Linked DNA regions of Homo sapiens: region 1 is linked to region 2. The links are chromatin loops, found by intact Hi-C in ENCODE. Cell type or tissue: stomach. All regions are shown on one strand. Links, peaks and the distances in the headings refer to the core of each region. The heading gives the core; the rest is flanking DNA.

Evidence for each region. A loop is a pair of places that touch in the nucleus more often than their neighbours do. Peaks named below come from ENCODE experiments on the same cell type or tissue, not always from the same donor. Only the 100,000 strongest peaks of a DNase experiment are listed, where the experiment ranks them.
Region 1: a loop joins it to region 2, with 3 times the contacts of the local background. A loop is called at or near these places in 3 of 110 quality-filtered maps.

What each region holds. Positions count from the first base shown.
Region 1 is chr9:89,648,848-89,661,146 of GRCh38, forward strand. All of the region lies in intron 1 of LINC03062 (long intergenic non-protein coding RNA 3062), which reads left to right. Among named protein-coding and RNA genes, the nearest start is that of LINC03062, 15 kb to the left of the region's middle. RefSeq lists enhancers at 1-47, 6,141-6,672. In stomach, for the core only: no CTCF peak of the experiment used is centred there; no DNase peak of the experiment used is centred there.
Region 2 is chr9:89,705,586-89,717,884 of GRCh38, forward strand. The region is part of intron 5 of LINC03062 (long intergenic non-protein coding RNA 3062); the gene reads left to right. Among named protein-coding and RNA genes, the nearest start is that of LINC03062, 72 kb to the left of the region's middle. RefSeq lists an enhancer at 6,690-7,190 and a silencer at 12,012-12,223. In stomach, for the core only: no CTCF peak of the experiment used is centred there; a DNase peak (open chromatin) is centred at 5,306; H3K27ac peaks cover 896 bases.

The DNA.
Region 1 (12,299 bases), core at 2,669-10,668, 56 kb before region 2:
CCCTCAGTCACTGAGACAGGGCCAGACAGGGCAGATGAGGCAGTGCCACCCCAGGTCGACAAGTGCTAGTCTAGGCCTGGAAGGCCCAGAAAGGGCAGCCTGCCCTGGGGAGGGTACACAGCATGGGAGTGGCTGCCGCAACGTAGAGTCTGGGAGCCTGAGCCCCTGGCTGGACTTTTTGTTCATTCTCTTTCTTCTTATAAAACCAAATGGTGCTTGAGTCAGTCATTTAGGGCATTGTAGCAATTCTCTGCTCTGGGTACCACTGAATGTACTGAAAATCACCATGGTCGTGCTTTCTCTCTTCAAGTTTACGGAACTATGGGGGAGGCGGGGCGGTGTGTGTTTGGAGTTGTTTTTCCAGGAACTGTGACAGGTCCTGCTGATTCACACACAACAGAGAAGTATCTGATAGGGCTGCCAGGTTTATGGATGCAGCCTGTGACCTTGGAACGATGTTTTTAAATCTAAAATTACTGATCTAAGTAGTATTAAACCTCAGACTCCACCTGTTCCTAGTCGGAGCTCACAATTAAAGTCAGTTGACCAGATTTACCATTTGTGGTTAAGTCACTGTCAAAGCCACACACTCCTTGGGGGAGTGGGGGTTGCACTGTGACTGCTCCAGTGGCCGAGAGGGCCTGAGCTCACTGTTTCCAATGTCAAGCCTGCGTTTCTGTGGGGCCCCAGCCATTCCTCCTCTACAGCAAGACCCAGCCCAACTCACAGGACATTCAGCTACTTTCCATTGAGAGATATTTTTTCTTTGGGGAAATTTCTTGCCTCATTTTGGATCAAACTTTTATTTTAAATTAGTGGTGAGCTCTAAGCATCTTGGAGATCAATGCAGGAAGCTTCCCCCTTTGTTCTTGATATTTTACATGTACACGAAGCAATGGAAGGTGAAGCCTGCCTGGGCTCAGAATGACTGTACAGATATGGCAGTGATTTTGCTGTGGCTGAGGGAGACCCTGGGGCACAACTGTTTCCCAAGTTACTGCCTCAGTTTACCTGAAGTGATTTTAATTTGGCTCTGGGTTTACTCATTTAGATGCACTAAGGAAAGGTTTGCTGCAATTTCTGGTTAAAATTGGCACATCGATTATGTGTGTTTTTCTACATTCCCTCTGAATCATCACAAAATTATAGTAAATGAATAGGAAAAGATATCAATCCAAAGGGATGTGGATACCAGCAGATCAGACGTGTCAACACAATTTTGGAAAATGGAAAGTACATGGCTTAGCTTAGTTAATACCTGTGTATTTAGTTAATACACAGGTATTAACTAAAACCTATGTACCAGCAAGTTTGTGTGTGTGTGTGTGTGTGTGAGAGAGAGGGGGGTGGTGGTATTGGTATAACAAAGAAGAAAACCTATGGTTGTTCCAGTTACTGTTGATGCACAACAAACTAGCCCAAATGAGAATACACAAAGATCATTTTATCATCCCCACAGATTCTGTGGGTCAGGAATTCAGACAGAGCAGAGCAGGGCTACCTTATGTCTGATCCACTGTGTCAGGAGCCCCTGCTGGGAATACTCAAAAGCTAGACTCAGCTAGAGCTGTCAACAGAGTATCTCCTCGTGGCCTCTTCATGTGGTGGGGCTTCCTCACAGCATGGTGGCTAAGTGCGCAGAGGGAACATTCCAAGTCTCTAGGTGACAGCTGCTTGGCCTTTTCTGACCTAGATGCAGATGTCACATTGCCCTTCTTTTAACCATAATCTGTTGTTTGAAGCAGTCACAAGCCTGCCAGATTGAAGGGTCCATAGACCCTTACCTCTCAATAGAAGAGCATCGAGAACTGTGGAACCATGTTTTACAGCTGCAACAATGGTCACACGGAACCCCAGGAGACTTGCAATCAGAAGCACCAAAGGCCAGGGTGTGGCACAGCCACCCTGCAGAAGGCAGGAGAGTTACTCCTTGGAGACACTGACCCAGGAGGCTCTGAACTTGGAGATTCCAGTCGGAGTTGAGGACACAGAACCTAGATGGAGAGCAGGTGAATTAAGTGAAAACCTGCTTTCTGAATAGTCAGATCCCTCCCACTCAGCCCTCCACTCAGTTTTGGGAATGTTGCCACCAGGATTATGCCCGTTACCCAGAATGTCAAAGGATTCTTCTTTGGTGAAACTGAGAAACCAAAGAAAAATGACCTATTAATTGGCATAAGACCACCAGGTACCCATCTGATAAACCTACAGTGAAGTGATCCTATGACAACCTCTGGTCATCCACACTGAGCTTCCAGCCAGCCGACTGGGGCCTTAATTAGTGAAAGAGATGGCCCTAGACACCTGAGCAGCTGGGGAAAGCCTCTGTTGGGAAGACACAAGCACGCAAACAAACAAAACAGCAACAAACAGAAAAAAGGAACTCAGGGAAAGAAGTACAATGCATTAGAAAAACAAAGACAACTCAAAGAAAATGCAAAAAAACAAAGAAATAGCCAATGGTGAGATGTTAAAAAGATAACTTTTAAGGTATGTGAAAGAGCTCTTAGAAAAGAAAAATATGTGGCCTAAGTAAAAAACTCAATAGGAGTTTGAGAAACGGTGTTGAGGAACTCTTCCAGAAAGTGGAACAGAAAAACAAAGGGATATACAAGAAGAAAATTCAAAGACTATTCAAGGAGATACATCTGATAAAAGAGGAGTTCCAGAAATAGAAAAGAGAGAGAGAGGAAATCATCACAGACATTTACCAAAATGGAAGGAGGGGGATTTTTTAGGCTGGAAGAAACATGAAGTGCTTAGCGCAATGGTGGACAAATCCCCCCAGCCCCACATCAATGCATATCATCATGAAACTCAGGATACCAGGGATAATGAGACGATATTAAAGGCATGTTGGGGTGGGGAGTGGGAAGAGGCAGGGAGGGAGAGAGAGAGACAGGGAGAGAGAATAGGTTATATGCAAAGGATTTAAGATGAACTTGACCTCAAACTCCTGCTCAGCAGCTACGGGAATCAAACACCAGTGGAAAGATGCCTTCCACATCCTGAGGCGAAATGATTTGCATACTAGAATCTCATACTCAGACAAACTTTCAGTAAGGTGCAAAGCTCAATGGGTAAATTTGCTGCTAGAAAACTTGACTGATTGCCTATGAAAGTGGCCACATTTTCCTTGGTTTAGATTAATACAGAATCTTTCAGAAGATTCTGAAAGATCTGCAGCCTCATCTGGCATGATGTTTATCCCAAGTTTACAGGTACCTTCCTGACATCCTTTTCCCTTCAAGTGGCTTCCATGTCTGTTTTCCTTTATGGTCAAACTTCTTGAAAACATAGTATACATCAGTGCTTCTAACTTTTTTGGACCTCTTTTTTTTTTTGGACGGAGTCTAGCACTGTCGCCCAGGCTGGAGTGCAATGGTGGGATCTTGGCTCACTGCAACTTCTGCCTCCTAGGTTCAAGTGATTCTTCTGCCTCAGCCTCCCGAGTAGCTAGGACTACTGGCGTGTGCTACTACGCCCAGCTAATTTTTGTAATTTTAGTAGAGATAGGGTTTCACCAGGCTGGTGTCGAACTCCTGACCTTGTGTTCCGCCCGCCTCAGCCTCCCAAAGTGCTGGGATTACAGGCATGAGCCACTGTGCCTGGTGGATTGCTCTTAAGAATTGATAAAAGCGACAGAACATCTTTTAGAAAAGAAAAATGCATGTATACGTACATATGTGAGATTTTCCAGTTAACCTGGAAGGTCCACAGGTACACAGGCCACCTGCTCTTTCTCTTCTCACACCCAATTTTTACATGCACTGTCTTATTCAATTTTACTAACTACCTTCTTCTTATTTTTTCTTTTGTATTACAAAAGTAATATAATGCAGAAAAATAAAATCAAAGAGAAAGTCCCAATTTATCCCTATCTTACTGGATTATTCTCCCTCAGGTGTTCTGATTTATCCTCCAGGTATTTTAAAATTATGTGTGTGTATCTCTCTGTGTGTGGGGGGGATTCATGTATACATATAAAATAACTGCATATAAGCAATCGTATAGTGATATAGTGTGTTTTAAATAAAACCCATATTTTTAATAATCCTGTATAGATATCCTGCTATAGGTTGAGTATCCCTTATATGAAATGCTTGGGACCAGAAGTATTTCAGATTTTGAATTCTTTTGGATGTTGGAATATTGACATTATACTCAGTGGTTGAGCATTCCTAATCTGAAAATCCAAAATCCAGAATGCTCCAATGAGCATTTCCTTTGAGCAGTATGTCAGCACTCAAAAAGTTTTGGATTTTGGAGCACTTTGGATTTTTAGATTTAGGATGCTCAATCAGTATTTGGCTTCTCATGTGATAAATTATGGACTTCCTCCATGTTAACACATAGAGATTTTTTTTTCCACTGATTTTTTCAGTTCCATTATATTCCTTAGAATGGGTCCTCTTTTATTAACTTCATGCCTTTTTGGTGGCTATTTACGTTGTTTGAACTTTTTTTTTGCTTATACAAACAGTGCTGCAATGAAATATATATAAATATATAGAGAAATCAGTAGAAATATATACATATATATTTACATCACTAGCAATATGTTTGTAGAATAGATTCTTAGAAGCAGAATTGCTAAGTATGTATTTTAAATGTTCTATGGTTGTTGCCAAGCTATTCTCCAACAACATTGTATGAATGTATACTTCCACCAACAGAGTACTGGAATGCCTCTTTCCTCATGCCTTCTCCAATACTGGATGTTAGCAATATTTTGAAAGTATTGAGGATGGGTCAAAAATAGTACAGTAGTTCAAAGTTGCTTTAAATTTAATCCTCATGGCTGGGCGCGGTGGCTCATGCCTGTAATCCCAGCATTTTGGGAGGCCGAGGCGGGCAGATCATAAGGTCAGGAGATCAAGACCATCCTGGCTAACATGGTGAAACCCCGTCTCTACCAAAAGTACAAAAAAAAAAATTAGCCGGGCATGGTGGTGGGCACCTGTAGTCCCAGCTACTTGGGAGGCTGAGGCAGGAGAATGGCGTGAACCTGGGAGGTGGAGCTTGCAGTGAGCTGAGATCGTGCCACTGCACTCCAGCCTGGGCAACACAGTGAGACTCCGTCTCAAAAAAAAAAAAAAATTAATCCTCATACATTTAACCCAACTTAATTCAACCCAAATTAATGCTAACTCTTACAATAGACAGACTCCATGATCGAATGAGCTAACACGATCAGGTTGTATTTTCCTCCTTACTCTGTGTTCTCCTTCCTAAAGCCTTGCCTTTGGACTCCGGGTGGCTGCAGCAGGGAAGGGAGGGGCACAGGAGACAATGTGCTCCGGCTGCCTCAGCTCTGCAGGGGTTCTCGTCACCTGATGTCCTGTCTCCTTGCCCAGAATGGTGGGCCTGTCCCCTGCCAGGGAGGTTGGGAAACTCTTGCTGTCACCAAAGTTTGTCTTTGTTTTCTAGTTTTGCAAAGTTTGGCAATGTTTGACAAAGTTTTGCTTTGCCAATGTTTTTACTGGTTTGTCTCTGTTTTTTTTTTTTTTTTTTTTTTTTTTTTTACTAATTTGTAAAGGCTTTTGACGTATTATGGACCATAACCCTTAGTTTTGTCATGGAGGGCTTAAATGTTTCCTCCCACTTTGTTGTTTGTTTTAAAACTCTGTGTTCTCTTTGACCCTACACACATGTTTTGGCTTTATGTGTTTCCAGGTAGCAATATTCTGAGAGCTTCTGGATTTTCACGTTCTGCTTAGGGGGGTTGTCCTGTGCCAAGGTTATGACATCTCCTTCCACATGTTTCTATTAAGTTGATAGTTTTTAAAGCGTATTGATATATTTAACCCAACTGTCATCTGTTTTCGTGTACATTGTGAGAGTGTGGGGTTTTCAGGGCAGCTCTTTTCACCCTGCTGAATCCCCTGTCACTGGGTCACTGCTGGCCTCTGAGGAACCGGATCCCAGGGTCGTGTTTCCTGCTCCCCTTGCCTTGCCCTGCATGGCTGCTGGCTGTGATGCCCACTCCTTTCTTGCAGCTCCTTCCTGGGCTTCAACAGAGGCCCTCGACCCTGATTTCCATCCTTCTGCTGCAACTGCTCTTTCCAAGATCCTCCTTGGCCCCCTCCTGCCACATTACCCTTCTTCCAGCCTAGCTGGGGAGCGCTCCCCGAGAGCCCTGGAGCTGGCTTCATGCCTCTATCTCCTGCCAGCCACTGTGGTCTGTATGCCACTGGCTAGCCCCCTGCGGGTGCCCGCAAACCTTCCCTTTCTGGACACCTGCCTCTTTCTCGTCCCCTCACCGACAGACCCTAGGCACTTCTGGCTTCCCCTCCCATCACAACAGGTCCCCCCCACTCTGGCCGTATGGCTGACCCAGCCGATCCCTCCTCCCAGCCTAGATCTTGTTTGCAGTGACCTTCCAGCTTCCTCCTACTCAAGGACTCCTGCTCCAGACCACAGAGCTGCCCACGCTTCCCGCAGCCCGACACCTCATAGCTCCATGGCTTTGCAGGGGCCATGTCTTCTGTGTAGAACTCTTCCTCCAGCTCCCTGTCTGGCAAATTCCTGTTTCCTTGACAGCCCAGTTTAATCTACACCCTCTGCAATATCCCCTGACCTGCCAAGTGACTGGGCCTTCCTCCCTGCTGCCTCACAATCCGGCAGAGCCTGCACATGCTGAGATTGGCCTGGGACTCTGGTGTGCCAGCTCACTGTCAATTGTCAATGAGGCCTTGAGCTCCTGGAGGCCAGAGCCCCAGTCCTCCTGCCCTTGGCTGCCAGTGCCTGGTGCCTCACAGTGGTGGGGCCTTGATGAGAATAAACCTGTGAAACAGATGGTCTTGGAAGGCGAGGAGGGCAGGGGCTGTCCCTGTATAGGTCAGGTGGGCCTTGGCAGCATAAGTAAGTAGCCAGCCACCCCAGGCATTGCTGTGGGAGCTCAGGCCTGCACTGCCCTGTCTGTCCATTCAGCTGCAGCATCACAACAAGGAGGGTCCACGGCTGGAAGCCTGCCCAGCTTGCTCGAAACTTCTTTTTAAAAGCACGCATTTTGTTCTTCAAATTCCAAAGCCTCACCCAACCCTGCAAAAACGACGACTCCTAGAACTACCATGCTGTGCACAAGGCCCCCGACACCCCTCAGAGGGAGTGATGACTGCAAAGACATCTTGGGACTGTGATCTCCTGCGGGGTCAGGCGGACTCTGCCTGTGCGGGCACACACACCGCTGGATGCTTTTCCCTAAGCCCCCGGAGTGAAAGCGATGCTGCACCTCCACTGCCTTCCGCAAGCGGTTTCACTTTCCAGGCCCTGAGTGTGGAGTCATCCAGAGGGCTGGCTGCTGGGTCGAAGCACATTCTCTGACCTGGCTGGAGCTCAGGTCCGGTCACAGGCTGGGTCACCTTGGCCTTTTGTCCTCTCAGCATGGAGTGACTGAGGAGGACCAGCTGTTTTTCAGCCTCAGAGGCTGGCTAGCAGTGGGGTGCAAGCCCTGTCCCTGATATGGAGACTTTAGCTGTCCCTTCTCTGTCAGTCCATGTACGTGACATGCAGTCCTCTCCCCACCGGACTTCCTATAAACCTGGGTTGGCAAAGCATCAACATGTAAGTCGCCACCACTTCCTTCCTCTTGGGCAGCCACCACGAACTCACCTGACAGGCTGTGTCTGAACACAGCCTCAGAATCCTTCTCAACACTGGAGGAGAACCACCGTGTGAAATGAGCACTGCAGACCGTGTGCACTGCTGGGGCAGTGATGAGACACCTCTGAAGGTGCCTGTTGTAGCTCGAGGGGAAACCCTGACCATGTCCACAGTGATCATCACGGATGGTTGGCAATGGGGTCAGGGGCACCGTGGGGCTTCTAGTTTAACTCTCTTCTTTGGAGGATGACATGGTTTGGATCCGTCTCACCACCCAAATCCCATGTCGCACTGTAATCCCCAGTATTGAAGGTGGGACCTGGTAGGAGGCGATTGGATCACGCGAGTGCTTCTTGTGGTAGTGCTTCTTGGTGCTGCTCTTGTGACAGTGAGCGCTCACGAGATCTGGTTGTTTAAAACCGTGTAAGCCCTGCCCCCACCCTTTCTTCCTCCTGCTCGCTCGCCCCTTGCCTTCCGCGATGACCGAAAGCTTCCTGAGGCCTCCCCATGCTTCCTGTGCAGCCCGTGGAACCATGAACCAATTCAACCTCCTCTCTTTATCAATTACCTAGTCTTGGGTGTTTCTTTATAGCCGTGTGAGAATGAACTAATACAGAGGACGAGAACACAGAAGCACAGAGAAGGTGAGTGATGCCCCATCTGTGTCCAGCATAGCATTCCAAGGCACGCCTTGTGGGCCACTGGGCCCTGTGGAGTGGTGGGGAGCACATGCGCTGCTTGAGGACACCGCATTCTGAGGCTCCCTCTTAGGGATTGTGTATGTGGTTGATGTTACAGGTTCTAACAAGCATGGCTGTGAGGAGCTGGTTTTGCTCACAGCACATAGCGCACTATGCATGTGATCATGTGCATTCCCCATGTGGTCCTCCAGTCTCCGGGGAGAAGCCCACACTGGTGATGCTGTGCCTGCTTCCACCTGAAAACACTGAGGCTGGCTCAGGTGTCCACAGTTGGCGATGCAAGCAGGAGCAGGGCCAGCTGTTCTCTTTATTTCCATCAGAACCAGAGTGGTAGAGTATCAGTCACTGACTCCATTGCCCGTGGGGCTGACAAAGCATTTCTGCTGTCAGAATCTCACATTCTTGGGACCAAGCTGAGCGAGATCAGGTTTCCAGGCATCCACATGCAGTTCCTATAATGAAGACAGAGGATCTCTTTGAGTGGAAAGCAGTTTTCCATCACCAGCATCCCAGAAACAGTACCTGGGATCTATTAAAGCCTCAGTAGGTATTCATTGAAATTTTAAAAACTCAGTTAAATGCCGGTCTTTGCTAATAATGCCTCTTTGCCCAAGCACATTAGCCCGAGCATGAGTCCTGCATGTATTGAGGTGTGTGTGAAAGTACATTTGCACACCAATATGTTACTACTGTCAAAACCAGGTAGCATTGTTTTGACAAGGTTGCATGCACCAGGATGCAGCACAGAGAGCCCATGCCCATGCTGTGTCACCGCTGTGACAGCTTAGTGCTGCTGGAGATGTGGAATGAGCTCATAGAGGGGACTGAAAGTGAAACAGAGACTCAGGTCCTGGTGATGTTGCTGCATACACACCACCCCCATGTAGACATTGAGAACAACCATCGTTTTATTGTATCACCTAATTGTGTGGGTCAGGAATTTGAACAGTTGTTCTCTTCCCTGCGGAGCTGATGGAGGTTACTTGTGATACCACATCTGGCATGTGGGTTGTTTGGGGAAGTCCAAGACAGATTCATCCCCATGCTGGGGCCTTTATGGGGGTAGCCAAGAGGCTGAACTTGGCAGGGGCCATTGACCAGAGCACTCACACGTGTCTCCATCTTGACTGTCTTGGGGTCTGTGGACTTTCTCCCAGAGGGAGAAGGTTGCAAGAGAGGAGGTGGAAGCTGCCAGGTTTCTGAGTGAGCCTCCGATGTGTGTCTCTCCTGGTATGTCCCCTGGAAAAGTGAATGGAGCTAGCCCAGATTCATGGGACTGGGAACTGACTCCACTTCCCTGTGGGAGCAGGAGCAGAGGCTTTGCAGCTACCCTTCATCTGTACAGACTGACGGGCCCTGTGATGAATGCAGTGTGCCGTGGAGAAGGGAGAACCAGCCCTCCCCGCTGAGGAGGCTCTGCTGAGCCTGCGTGCTTGCTTCTCTGCCAGTCCTCTCCTCATTGCTCCGTGGCCTCTCTGCCAACTCCATGCCCCTTAAGGCTGGCCCTTAGCAACAGCATCTGCCTCTCCCTTGCTTCTCACCCCTGCCCCTCATGCCATGCCTGCTGCACTGCCCTTGTGGACACATCCCTTCATGAGTCCCTCTTCTGTTAACCCTGTGCCTGTGCCATCTGTTTTCAACATGGGCCTGACCCTGATGGCACATTCAAAAAAAAATCATATCTTTACAATAAAAATGACAAAAATTATATGATCAATTAGTAATAAAATGACACATGCTAAAAAGTAACTTGGAAGATTTTCCTTCTTCAGAATGTCTAAGGGGTTATCAAGGCCCTTTTGGAATTGACAATTATGCAGAAGTGTTTGCTCCATCTTATAGACACCAGGCACAAGATTACTCCTGATCTCCAGCGGGAGACCACACATCTGCCCTGCTGCCCAGGTAGCGTGAGGCACTCTGCTCGGCTTGTCTCCTCGGTGCATTGGGCACACCTTGGGAGGTGTGGCAGAGTGTGGCCGATGGGTGTGTTGGGCACTTTCCATCCACCTTGGGAGGCATGCCATGGGGTGTGGCTGGCAGGCAGTAGCTTCTGCACCAGACACTCCACATGTGAGACGTGCTACCCACCTCACTTAAGATGCCTGCTATCTGCAGAAAGAGATTCCACTGGGCAGCCCCCAGAAGAGTAGACTCCAGCATACTGTTGATGGTTAATAAATGCCAGCTCCCCTCTGTGGTCCTGTTGCTTCAGGAGGATGGGTGAGAGGGTCCAGGCTCACGGGGCTTGCCCTCATATTTTCTTGAAGAAAAACAGACAATTCTGAGTCCTATGTTGGGTGTGGGTGGTGAGGGTGGTAAGGCTGAGTGCACGCCGTGTTTCGGGAGGGTTCGAGGTGCCCAGGTTCCATCATGCCTGTATTCAGAGGGCGGCACTGATGATTCTGATTTGATTCTCATCGCAGCCTGCCAGCAGGGTCATGTGGCTTTGAGCACCTGAAGTGTACAGTGAGGAAATGGAGACAGGGGTGTTACCTCTTGTGCCCAGAGCCCTTGGCTGGCCCAGGGGAGATGAGTCTGGTCTGGATCTCCAGTGAGTCCCGGGCCAGGTTGTGCCCACTGAGCTCCTCACTGAGACCCTGATGGACGCGGAGATGTGGGATGGGGGAGGCAGGCTGGGGAGTGTCCTGGAATGTGGGGAAACCCAGGGGTTGGAAGATGAACCAAGAAGGAAGGAATGAGCATTCTTTCTTGCAGCTCCTCCTGCTCCTCATGTCTGCAGATGCCCCTCCAGGTTTCTGCTTCTGCTCTGACCTTTACACCAGGACATTCACATGAACCCATCCCTGCCCCCCTCCCCTCACTGCAGCCGGCCATGCAAGGTGAAGGGCTGACTTGGACCTCCTTAGTCTGCAATCCTGAAGTGAGGTGCAGGGGGCAGGGGAGGCAAGCCCTGGGGCCAGTGGGTCTAATTCAGAGGCATCATGGTGAAGGAAGGGGAAGCTAAGAAGCAGGAGAAGTGGCTTTGTAGTGAGAACAGATGCAGAACAACTCCCTTCTAGGGGAAGCTCAGGCTTCCTTCTTGGAAGTGAATAAATTGCTTGTATTGACTGTTTCTACCTGAGGGCACCTTCTCTGACAGTGCCCTGACCCAAGGCTGCATGGCCCAGGAGCCAGTGGACCTGGCTGGTCTTGCTGCCTCCATCTGTGTCATCCCTGTAAGTGTCTCTTCTCTTCAGGCCATGACATTGAAAGGCTTTGGTTCCTCTTCTTAGCAGTTTCTACTTCTCCAAATATCTGACAAATAAAGGGCCATTGCTCACCCTGGAGGCCGCTCACCCTGGAGGCCGCTGTCCCCTTGACATCACATCCCCAGGCAGCTCCATGTAGAACTCCACTGTGAAAATGCAGCAGAGAGGCTTTGGCCTCATGCTATGTCATTCCCCTAACACTGGAAAAGACATCTGAGGCCACATGAGGCTGGTGAGCAACGGGTCTGTCTGCCCCGACCGGGCAACTCTGGCTTGCCACCCACATAGGACTGGCCACTTCCTGAGAACAGGAGCTCCTCACGGCCATATTCAGGGCTGCTGTCTCTCCCTGTGCTAAAAGACTGGGTCTCCGTTATGCCCCTAGGCCTCCTTGAGGTCCTTCTGGCCAAATGCAGAGTCCTGTTGGCATTGGTGCCATCAGTTAACCATCTCTGCCTCTTTCAAATCCTCTGCGCTCCTCAGCAGGGTGGGGGTGGGGATTGTGGGGTGCGGTCTCTTTCCTTCCTTTGTCCTTTAGGCCCTCCATGCTCTTGAGGTGCTGGGCACAGGGAGGAGAAAACTGGGTGACCTCCAGAGGGAGAAGGGAGCCCGTGAGTGCCATGTCGGGATGGGAGAAGCCAAGCCTCAAGGACAAGAAGCTGAAGGTGCAATTACTAGAATGCTTTGTATACTTGATCCTCTTGTACCAAGACACATGTGGCCCCCAGACTCATTCATGTATTTGATAGACAACTCTGTCATATGTCCACCAGGGGTTTAG
Region 2 (12,299 bases), core at 1,583-9,582:
TGAGAGACATGAGACATCAATCAAGTGCATTTGAGGTGTACATTGGTTTGGTCTAGAAAGGCGAGACAACTTGAAGGGGTTGGGGGAAGTGGGGAGCCCTTCCAGTTACAGGTAGATTTAAAAGTTTTCTAATTATCAATTGGTTGAAAGAGTTTATCTAAAGACCTGGAATCAATAGAAAGCAATTGTCTGGGTTGAGATAAGGGATTGTGGAGACCAAGGTTCTTATTATGCAGATGAAACCTCCAGAGTAGGAGGCTTCAGAGAGAATAGATTGTGAATGTTTCTTATCAGACTTAAAAAGGTGCCAGACTCGTAGTTGACTCCCTCTTGGATCAGGGAAAAGGTCTGGAAAAGGGAAAGGGCATTCTTTATAGAATGTAGATTTTTCCCCACAAGAGATGACTTTGCAGGGCAATTTCAAGATATGGCAAGAAAATATATTTGGGGTTAAAATATTTTGGTTTCCTTCCTTGTTACGTGATGTTATGCCAGAGTCAGGTTGGAAAGTAAGCCACCACGTTATATAGGGTTAAATAAAATCCCTCTGATGAGACTTTATGGTTTGTAGAGTGTGACTCTCCAGGCCCCTTAAGTAGGAATTTGGGCAAAAGAAGACAAACAGTCAGCATTTAGTCTTCAGTGATGTCACTTTGTGTGTAAAGCAAAACTTTGAAAACAACTTCAAATGTCTCCTGTTAACTTAGGAAGATTCATTGAATAGTTCTTCATTTTGCCCCTACGTGGGAAGAGGAGCTGAGCTCAGTGTGTATAGTATGGTTTTTGGGATAGATTTCCTGTAATCATAAACGTCTTGATTCTCTGGGTTCTTTCCAGTCACTAAAGGCTATCATGAGTGTTAATAATTTTGAAAATAGATTAGTTGTGTAAATGAAAATATGTAAGCCAAGCAACTTGGAAAGGAGTGTTTGAAAAATTTAACATATATGCGTGTGTTATGTTGCTAAAAAGATTTTCCCTTCCTTGTAAAATGACATAGAATTTTCAGAGATATAAATTGATTATTTTTGAAGTTAAAAAAATCATTCTTATATAAGGTTTGGTCACAAGAAATTGCATTGTTTTAAAATTTTTTAAAAAGTCATCTGAGGAGCAACAGAACATTACATCTTGCAGAAGATTTGAAAAGCATTTGGTGGACATGCATTTGCTGAATTGTCCCCAGGGAAGATCTCGGGGAAAGCACTGACTATAAATCTAGGCTGCAGTTAGTTTCTGTTGACAAATTTATCCCTAATTGCTACATTGAAAATTTGTCTTCAGTGCCCCCTTGTATTTGCATCTGGATTGTGTGCGGTGAAATGTCCATTTTCATATGTTAAACCTCCCCATGGAAAGGTTGAATCATGAAAGGCAGAGCTGGGAGGGGTGTAGATTGCTCTGGGGGTTCTACCTGGTGCCAGTTCTGTGACAGAGGGCTGGGAGCTGGGGCTGGTCTCGGGAAGTCCCACCCTCCTGCTTCTCCTCTTTCGGTTAGACAACACTAGCTTGATCACTGGAGGAAGAACATCTCCATCTCCTTATTCTTCCCGGGGCCCAAACCAGGGGGTACTTATCTGGCCCAATGGTGAGGCACAAGCACAGAGGGAGGTGAGGGCTGGAGCGTGGGCCAGGTGCCTCCCTGAAGGCCGGGTCTTCCATCCTTCTCATCACTGTGGGCTTCAGGAACAGGGTTTTAAACTTTTGGTTCAGAGCCATTAGTGGGAAGTGACCAGTGTTTTTGTTTTTGTTTTTTTAATGTGTGGGAGAGCAGAGCAGAGTAAACACCAGTGCATTCTGCCTGTGGGAAGTCCGTGTTTTGAGCCTTCTGTCCTTGGCGGACAGCCATGTCTGGAGGTGCCGGCTGACAGGCAACATGCATTTCTTTCTTTCTTTCCCTTCCCTTCTTTCTTTCTTTCTTTCTTTCTTTCTTTCTTTCTTTCTTTCTTTCTTTCTTTCTTTCTTTCTTTCTTTCTTTCCTTCCTTCCTTCCTTCCTTCCTTCCTTCCTTTCCTTCCCTTCCTTCCTTCCTTCCTTCCTTCCTTCCTTCCTTCCTTCCTTCCTTCCTTCCTTCCTTTTTTTTTTTTTGACAGAGTCAAACTTCAGACTCACCTGAGACTCACCCTCTGTCGCCAGGCTGGACTGCAGTGGCGCGATCTCGGCTCACTGCAACCTCTGCATCCCGGGTCCGGGTTCAAGCAATTCTCTCATCTCAGCCTCCCAAATAGCTGGGATTACAGACTCGCGCCACCATATCCAGCTAATTTTTGTATTTTTAGTAGAGACGGAGTTTCACCATGTTGGCCAGGCTGGTCTTGAACTCCTGACCTCGTGATCTGCCCGCCTCGGCCTCCCGAAGTAAGATGCAATTCTTTATGGGGCCAGAGAGAAGTTCAAAAGCCACTGTTCTAGAAAGAGTTCTCTCTGGCATTTTATTGAAGCAATTGCAAGTTTGAAGTCAGTGCTAGCAGTGTTTGGTAGTCAGGCCACCAGTGAGAACTCAGCTTCATCATTCCGGAAACCTCTGTGCTTTGCTCCCCTCCATGGAAGAGCCTCACCAGTGAGCCATTTGGGTTCTCTTAAAATGAGACAGAACATCATTGCTTGGTGCTGATCAAGGAACACAACTCTGTCCTTCCTCCCAGGGAAGCAGTCGCCATAGGCTGGCACAGACTGGTGGGGTCAGCCCTGCATGGTGAACAGTATGGGTACCCACCCAGTGCCCCCACCCAGAGGCCTGTCATCAAGAGAGATCAGCCTCTGAGCAGCCAGTTCAGGGGACATTGGTCATTGAGGAGATGAGGTGCCACTGCCACTTCCCCACTCCTCACCTGGGTGGCCTCCCAGCTCCCACCTCCTTCTTTACCCTCCAGACCTAATCCATTCCCCACTGGGTGTGTCAGACCACAAAGCCTCCTGCTTAAAGCCATTCGCAGGCTCGCCACTGCTCCTAATGCCTCCCGGTGAACTCCTTGCTGCTGTCCACATGGCCAGCTCCCCTGGCCCCTTCTGACCTGCTCACTGTCTCCCCAGCTGCCCACCCGACCCCAGGCCAGCTCATGCCGCCTGAGCATCTCTGCCACACTGCTTCTGCATGCTTCTCCTCACCTTTGCATGCCCGGCTCCTGGTCACCTGCATTTCAGCTACACAGTGCCTCTTTAGAGAGCTTCCCTCCTCCCATCACTCCTGAAGTCCTGTCCTCTCATTGACTTGTTGTCCTGTTGATGCCCTCTTCACTGTTCTGGCTGACTATGGCTGCATTTAAAAGCACCTCAAAGCTCAGTGGCTTAGAACAACAATTTGTTATTCTCTCCCATGGTGCTGTGGGTAGATTGGGCTTGGCCACACCATCCTCACAATGGTGAGGCTTCAGATCCAATCAGACAGTGCCCAGACCTGGAGTCTCTGAAACCTCTGCTGAGCGGATGTCCAAGATGGTGCCTTCATCTATGTGCCTGGCCAAAGATGTTGGCTTTCAGCTGTCCTCTCGGCCTGGGATCTCAGGAGTGCCCGTATGAGCCCTCTCCACTCAGCCTCTCCTAGCATGGTGGCCAGGTCCCAAGAGGGAGCATCCCAAGGGCCAGGTCCCAAGAGTTGACAAGGAGCTGCAAGGCCTCTGGATAGCCTGGGCTTGGAAGAATCAGAACTTGTATTGGTTGACAAAGTCACAGAGGTTGGCCCAGAGTCAAGTGGGAGAGATGAGGCCCTTGAAAGGGACTGGCAAGGCCACACCGCGGAAGAGACAGTGGGATGCTAGATGTTATTCAGCCATCTTTGGAAAATGCAACCTGCCGCTTCAGACTCACCTGAGGTCATTGCTTCCACTTCTTCCACTTCTTTTTCTTTTTTTCCTTCTTTCTCTTTCTTTCTTTCTTTCTTTTCTTTCTTTCTTTCTTTCTTTCTTCTTTCTTTCTTTCTTTCTTTCTTTCTTTCCTTCTTTCTTGTCTTTTCTTTCTCTCTTTCTCTCTTTCTTTCTTTCTTTCGCCCACTCCAGTGGATTGGAAGCAAGAGCCTTGTCTAAATAACCCACAGTTGGGTTCCATCACCTGGAACATCCATGCTAAAGTGGAAAAAAAAAAACCATGAAACTTTCCTGTTGAGTTTGACAGGGATATAAACTCTATCTGATTAATATCAAAGCAATACGTCTCTTGGCCTTAGTGCCATCTTCTTGGAAACCTCTGCACCGCGAGAGCCAAGTGGAGAAAGAAGCAAAAGCACAGACTGAAGCTCAAAGGAAGAAAGATGAGGCAGAGGTCCAAGTAAACCGCTAGGTTTTTGCACCCATGGAGGTGCCAGGAGCAGAAACATGAATGCCAGAGGCTGGAGATGCTGGTACAAGTTGTTGGACTGCATGCTACTGTCTAGAGCTTGTTTCAATGCATCTAGAACTTCATCGCCATCTGATCGCCAAGACCACCTCTGAGACCCACCTTGCTCATGTCCATAACTGTCCATGTTAGTCCTTTGCCCTGGACCTGTGACACTCTGGACTATTTCTGTGTTCACTTGTGGCCGAGTATAACAACCGTAGACTAAATCACCTCTTCTGCTGTCTTAGCTGAAGAAGCAATACGTTTGGAGGGAGAAGCCTAAGTAGCCAGGATTGCTGTTAAATATTTAGGAGCAGACTGCGTCTGTATCCTCATTTATTCTTTTCATTCAACGCATAGTAAATGACATTCCTACCACATGCCAGTAACAGCACTGGGTTCTAGGGATTAAAACAAATGTGAAAGAGCCCCTTTCCCGCCCCTGTTCTCTCTGTTGGTGAATCTCATGTGACCTCCAGTAGTGACATTACTTACCCTTTATCAAGCATGTGCTCCATGCCAGGCATTGCACTGAGATGGGCGTGCACATTGACACTGGTTTTTTGAATTCTGACAACGAGCTTGTCAGTTGGTTGTCCACATTTCTTTATAGACATGGATTGTGGCCTTTAGAGAGGTTGAGTGATGAGCTCAGAAATCTACAGCTCATTTTCTTTACGATTACAGCATGCTGCCACCAAGTACTGGTACCCCCGTCAATGGTAGCTGTTAGTGTTATCGGGCCTGCTGAAGTCACGTGGCCTCTGCTGCTACCCTGGGCCATGCACGCCATGTTCGCGTGGTGGCTTGGTGGGGGTCCCGTGGGCAGTAGGTCCAGTGCGAACTCATCTTATTTCAACAGTCAAGAGTCAAAAGAAAAGAGTCCGAAAAGGAAATCCAACCTATGACTAAGAAGTCCACAAAGTCCGTCAGGGGCTTTGTGTGAAAAACTAACCTGCTTAGTGTCAAGCTTGTTTATTCTTGGCTAAAAATGACTTCCTGTTTCTAAGAAAAGAGGCCTCTGGTGGATAGAAAACATTTCTTACAAAACAACTTTTGCTGAGCTCAGGCCCAGTGACTCAATGCCATGTGGATTATATTTCCTATAAAATGCTCCAGGCTGAAAAATCAAGGGTAAAAGTATTGGACAGGGGCTTCTGGAAGTGGGTTGTCCCCAGTGTAGACGGGGCTGTTTCCCCACACTCCTTCCTGGGGAGATGGAGTGCCCGGTCGGGGGAGTCCAGGCAGCGAGGATGAGAGGCCTTGCTTTCCCTTTGCTCTGGGGGCCTGGGGTTGTCTTCATCTGCTAGGGTCTCTGCAACGAGCACCACGGACCATTCAAGGCAGCTTAAACAACCACGTCACAGCTTAAACATTCATTGTCGATCGATGCTGCAGGTGAGATCAGGTAGGGGCTGGGGCTCTTACTGAACTTGTACCCTGGCCTCTTCCCCTTCCCTGCCCCACACCTCTCCCTCCATTTTTGCTATCCAGGAGCAAACCCTTTAGAAATCACATGAATCCATGCTTGAGCTCTGCTTCCAGGAGCTGGATTTATGGCACCAGCGTGATGCCGGGCACAGAGTAGGTGTGCAGGAAGTTCCTGTGAGTGAACGAGGAGGGGCACTTGCTCTCTCAGACACCAGGCAAGCTTCTCCCCACACGAGAGCTCTCAGATTCCCCACAGGTCCTGCAGGTGAGCAGTTTGTCCTCACATTACCAAGGAGGGGTAAAGGAAAGGCGAGCCATTTGGCCAGGCTGTGGCAGGCCAGGGATCTCAACACAGGTCTGTGTCACCACCCAAGCTGTATAGCTGTCCCCATGGCCTAGGTGAGGGACTTCACCTCCTTGTGCCTTGGATTTCTCATCTGTAAATTGGGAACATTGTTTGTTTGTGACGATTTAGTGCAGAACACATAGCCCAGCAGTGACTGCTAGCCCTGAGCGATGGCTCAGCACGCTGGGGAGGACTAGACCAATACCTCTGTACACACGCACACATATGCGCACACACGCCACTCACTACACACCCATGTACATACCCCCCATGCACACATGCATACACACACACAGGTACATCCACAATACACCCACATACGCATATGTATGCACATCCACACACACTACACACCCACACACGTGCCCAACCCCCATGTACATGCATGCACCTACACACCCATTCACACACCCTCATACATACACACATTCAGCCACATCCACACATACCTATGTACATACCCACATATATACATGCATGCACATACACTACACATACACACACACATATATGCACACAATGCATATACACTCACACACATATGCACATACAAGCACACCACAGAATGCACATGTACACATGATATGCAAGTACACAGTACACATATATATGCACACACATGCACACCTACATATCTCTATACACACATACACATAGAGGCAGCCACTCAGAACACTGGCATGTGGGTTCAATTAATTCTGGCTCGTGGCAATGTTGTTTGTTTAAGGAAGCTTACGGTGAAAAACAGTGTCACAAAGTCCCTGGGCTCCCTCCTCCCTCCGCGGCCAGAGCTACTGTTGGAGCACACGTGGGGCAGAAGCACAGCTCCATGCCCATGCCTCACAGAAGGTGAGCAGGCAGCTCTTTGGAGAACTTGAGGGTTCTCTGGGTGGCCCTGGGCATTAGGTCCCCTCTGTCAGTCCTTGCCACATGGCCATCCCCTCTTTGCTGGTTGCTGGGGACTCACATTGAGCACTGAGAAAAGCCCCTTTGCTCCACCCCTGTCTAGGGAATGCAGGGACTTTACTCCTGCTGGGGCATTTCAGGAGCCTCATGCAGGGGCAGAAACTCTGGTGGCTGCTCCCACTGCCGGATCACAGTTGGTGCTGTAGTCCTCCAACCTGGCCTGGTCTAGAGCCTCATCTGGCTTTTTTGAAGTGCCATCTTCAGCTTGAAAACAGAGCCTGAGGCAAAGGCTCCTGTGATGACTGCAGGGAGTGGAAGCCCAGGAAAGCAGGGTGAGGGGCAGGGGCAGGGTGGGGTGTCCTAGGAGGACAAGCAGCCACATGGCCACAGGCACCTGTGCCTCTTGTGGGGCATTTCAGATAGGCCGAGAGAACAACTGGGCTTCAGAACAGCCCAGCAGTGGGGCAGGGGAGGGAGGGAATTCCCTACCAGGCATCTCTCACCTCATCAAGACCCCCATAGCATTAATTCTCCTACACTCACCCTGGGGAAGCCAGAGCCTGCTGGGTTCAATCTGGCTGAGGGGTCAGTGTGCAGGTGCGGTGGCCCCTCTCTGCTAGTGGACACATGAATGGGCTCTGAGATCCCTAGTGACAGTGACATTGCTCTCAGGGACCAGGGAGGCATGGCATAGGTATAGATCCAAGGTGTCATGGTAACAGAAGCCCTCACGGGAGCTATGGGGAGCTATGGGGAATCAGAAGCCATTGCCCTCACCTCCATTCACAAGCAGCAGTGTCCATAAGAACCATCTTGGTCCTAGTCTGGGAAGGTCAGGACCACCCCTTGAACCTCATTTCAAATAAGCATTTTCAGTGATGTGGATTCCTGGGGGTCACAGGTGAGACTGGTCCAAGGTCATTACTTGTACCCAGGTAATCCCCTATTCCCCTGGAAAGTGGGACGTTTTAGTCATCTATTTCTGCTTAACTAATTATACCCCAAAACACAATGGTTTGAAACAGTAGCACTTATTACCACCCAGTTTCTGCAAGTCAGGGATCTGGGCATATACAATGGTGCACAGGCTTACCTGGGTCCCCTGCTTCAGGGTCCCTTGTGGTGTTGACTGGGACTGTTGTAGTCTTTTTTTTTTTTTTTGAGATGGAGTTTTGCTCTTGTTGCCCAGGCTGGAGTGCAATGGCGCGATCTCGGCTCATTGCAACCTCTGCCTCCTGGGTTCAGGTGATTATCCTGCCTCAGCCTACTGAGTAGCTGGGATTACAGGCATGTGCCACCATGCCCAGTTAATTTTGCATTTTCAGTAGAGATGGGGTTTCTCCATGTTGGTCAGGCTGGTCTCAAACTCCCGACCTCAGGTGATCCGCTCGCCTTGGCCTCCCAAAGTGCTGGGATTACAGGTGCGAGCCACCGTGCCTGGCCTGTTGTAGTCATTTTAAAGCTTGAATGGAGGAAGCTCTGTATCTCCGTCAGTTCAGGCTGCCATAACAAAACATAGCACAGACTTGGTGGCTTAAAAAATAGACATTTATTTCTTACAGTTCTGGAGGCTGGAAGTCTAAGATTGTGGTGCTGGCAGATTCAGTGCGTGTTGAGGCCCCGCTTCCTGGTTCATAGATGGCCATGTTGTCTCTGTGTCCTCTCATGACAGAAGAAATGAGAAAGCTTTCTGAGGCCTCTTTCATAAAGACACTTAATCCCATTCATAAAGACTCCCCCCTTATGACCTAATCACTTCCCAAAGGCTCTACCTCCTAAAACGATCACGTTGGCATTAAGATTTCAGTGTGTGAATTTTGGGGAATGCAAGCATTCAGTCCATTGCATACTGCATCCTTACAAGCAGGTTCAGTTCCTCCCAGCCTGTTGGACCGAGGGCCTTGGCTCCTCATTGGCTGTTGGTTGGAGGCTGTCCTTGGCTTCTTGCCCTTTGGATTTCTTCAGCATGACAGTTTGCTTCAACAAAGTGAGCATGTGAAGGAGAGCAAGCTCAAGCATGAGGAAAGTCACAGTGTTTCATAGCGCTGTCTTGAAAGTGGCCTCCCATCACCTTTGCTGTGTTTTGTTCATTAGAAGCTACCCACCAGGTTCAGCTTCCTACCTCCGCAAAGAGAAAGGGTCATTAGAGTGTAAACTCTAAGAGGTGGAGACCCCTGGGAACCATTTCGGGAGCTGCCTAACTTAGGCTGTTCCTGGCTCTTAATAATTTATGTCCTACAAGGTCCCCCCAAATCTCATTACATTACAGCACCAGCTCAAAGTCAAAAATCTCATCATTTAAATCAAGTCCAGGGGATGAGTGAGGCTCCTTAGATGAGGTTGCCTAAGTACAGATCCTCAAGTACAGCACTTTTCAGTCTTATACTCATGAACTCAAGACAAAAGTTATCTTCCCCTCACTCACTCTACATGCAATGGAGGGACAGGCATGGGATAAACAGTATAATCTTTTCTGTTCATAAAAGGGGAAATGGGAGGCACACAGTAGGCACTGATCCATAGCAATTCTGAAGTACAGCTGGGAAAACATTGGAATTTTTTTGGTTAGGTCTCAAGGCCTGGGAATCATTCTCTGTGGCTCTTGGCTCTACCCTCTGGGCTCCTACTTTTGTCCTTTTAGTATACTTACTTTTTTATGAAAGACAAAATGTGTTTGCCTCTGAGCAGTTCTCTCAGCCTCCTTCCTGCCGGTCAAACGTTGAGGTCCAATTGCCTCTTTTCATTTTGCCCTGGCTCTGTCCCTTTTAGTTCAAGCTGGAAGTGCTTTTGCTGATGTAGTTTTTTTCAGACAATTTGTGGGTTTTCTATGAATCTCACTGGAACCCACTTCATTAGATAAATTAAACTGTGGCTTCAAAGCCACAGTTACCTATCTCTTTGAGATGTGTTCCTCTCTAATTTGGACTTCCGCTGAGAAAGGTTAGGGACGACACCCTTATGCTTTTTACAGACCCCATGACTCAATAGAGAGGAATTGTGGGTACACAATTTTTTAAAAGGGCCCTTCAGGTGTCTCAATTGTACTCTGATATTATGACTGTTCTGAGATTTTAACAAAAGATTGCACAATCACATATTGCCTTTATTTCTAGAAAATTTTGAATGTTGCTTAGATATTCTTAATTTTAGCATCTTTTGCTATTTGCAAAGGATGAGAATTTTCTGTGTCATCAAGTCTTTCTAACAGTTCTTTCTTCAGTTTCACTTTCCCCTCTCACATTTTATTATAAGCAGCAAGAAGAACCAGGTAATGCCTTCAACATTTTCCTTGAAGTTCTTATCTAGACTACACAGTTTGCTAGGTCCAAGTTCTGCACTCCGCATAACTGCAAGCAGCAGTGTAGCTAAACCTTTTGCCACTATGTGATGAGAATCCCCTTCCTCCAATTTTCTATAACATGTCCCTCACTTCCTCTTGAACCTTCACTGGCAGTGTTCCCAAAGCTGAGATTTCTGCTAACAATATGTCCAAAGCAGTTTAGGCTTTCTGTATCACACACCTGAAAATCCATTCACTTTCATCCACTGTCCAGTTTTGCAGCCACTTCTGCATTTTCAGGCCTTTTTTTTTTTTTTTTTGAGACAGAGTCTCTCTCTGTTGCCTAGGCTGGAGTGCAATGGCACAAACTTGGCTCACTGCAACCTCCGCCTCCCCAGTTCAAGCGATTTTCCTGTCTCAGCCTCCTGAGTAGCTGGGATTACAGGCATGCACCACCACACCCAGCTAATTTTTGTATTTTTAGTAGGGATTGGGTTTCACCATGTTGGTCATGCTGGTCTTGAACTCCTGACCTTGTGATCTGCATGACTTGGCCTCCCGAAGTGCTGGGATTAAAGGTGTGAGCCACCATGCCCGGCCTCAGGCATTTTTTACCGCAACATTACATTGATACTAAAATCTGTCTTTATTATCTATTGCTATATAATGTATTAACCCAAAACACTGTATCTTAAAACAATCATATCTATTATCTCAATGTCTGTAGCTCAGGAATCTGAGCAAAACTTAACTGGATCCTCTGCTTCAGGGTCTGGAACAGGCTACAGCCAAGGTGTCAGTCACAGCTCTGTCATCTCAAGGCTCGACTAGGGAGGGATCTACTTCCAAACTCATGTGGCTTCTCGCTCATAGGCTGTTGAACAGAGGGTTTCAGTTCCTTGCCACATGGGACCCTCCAGCATGACAGCTTGCTTCATCAAAATGAGCAAGCTGAGAAGGCAAAAGACAGTGAAAGCAAGATTAAACTCAGTCTTTTACAAGGTGACCTTGGAAATGACATCCTGCCAGCTTCGTCATATTTTATTAATGTTTATTCATTTCATTTATTTGTCATTCACTAGGTCCAGCTTATGTGCACACACATACATGCCCACACACAAACACACATACATACACTCATACACTCACACATACACACATATACATACCTGCACACACATACACTCATATGCATTCATACACACACTCTCACGAACACATACACTCATACACCCATACACATATTTGCATACACACTCATTCATATACACACATATACTCATCTACACACATACATGCACATATACCCACATACATATACTCACACACACAGAAATATAGTCTCACACATACACTCATACACATACATATATGCACATTCCCATGTACATCCATACACATTTACACGCACCACACACATTCATACACACATAGACACCCACACACCCACACATGCATAATTATACACTTACATACCTAGTCACATACACATAGACACACACACATATTATATATATACACACACACTCACATACATACACACATATATACCTCCCCCACACACGTGGTCACACAAAATATGCCTAGATGCATGCATATATGGGGAAGGTATGAATTTTTGGAGCTAAGAATCATTGTGAGCCATTTCAGAAACTGCCACAGGGCCTAAGACATAAGAGGTCCCCATGGAGATGCCTCCTCTGCAGTTTTTGGGGCAGGAAGCATATACTACTTTGTTTCATTTCTTTGGGGGAATGGAGCCTTCCCCATACCTGTGGCAGTAGCTGTGGAGGCTTCACAAGGCTTCATGTCCAAGAGGGCACCCTCTCCTGGCTGTAAGTTGGTGCTGGCCGTGGCTGGGAGCTCAGCCAGGGTTGTGCCACAGAAAGCCCCTCCTTGTGCCTCTGTGAGCCCTGGGCTTCCTCACAACATGGCAGCTGTTCTCTCAGAGCAAGCGTTTTGAGGGAGTGAGCCAGGCTAATGCCTTGGCAGACATGGCAGGCCATGTCTGCTGAACCCTGTT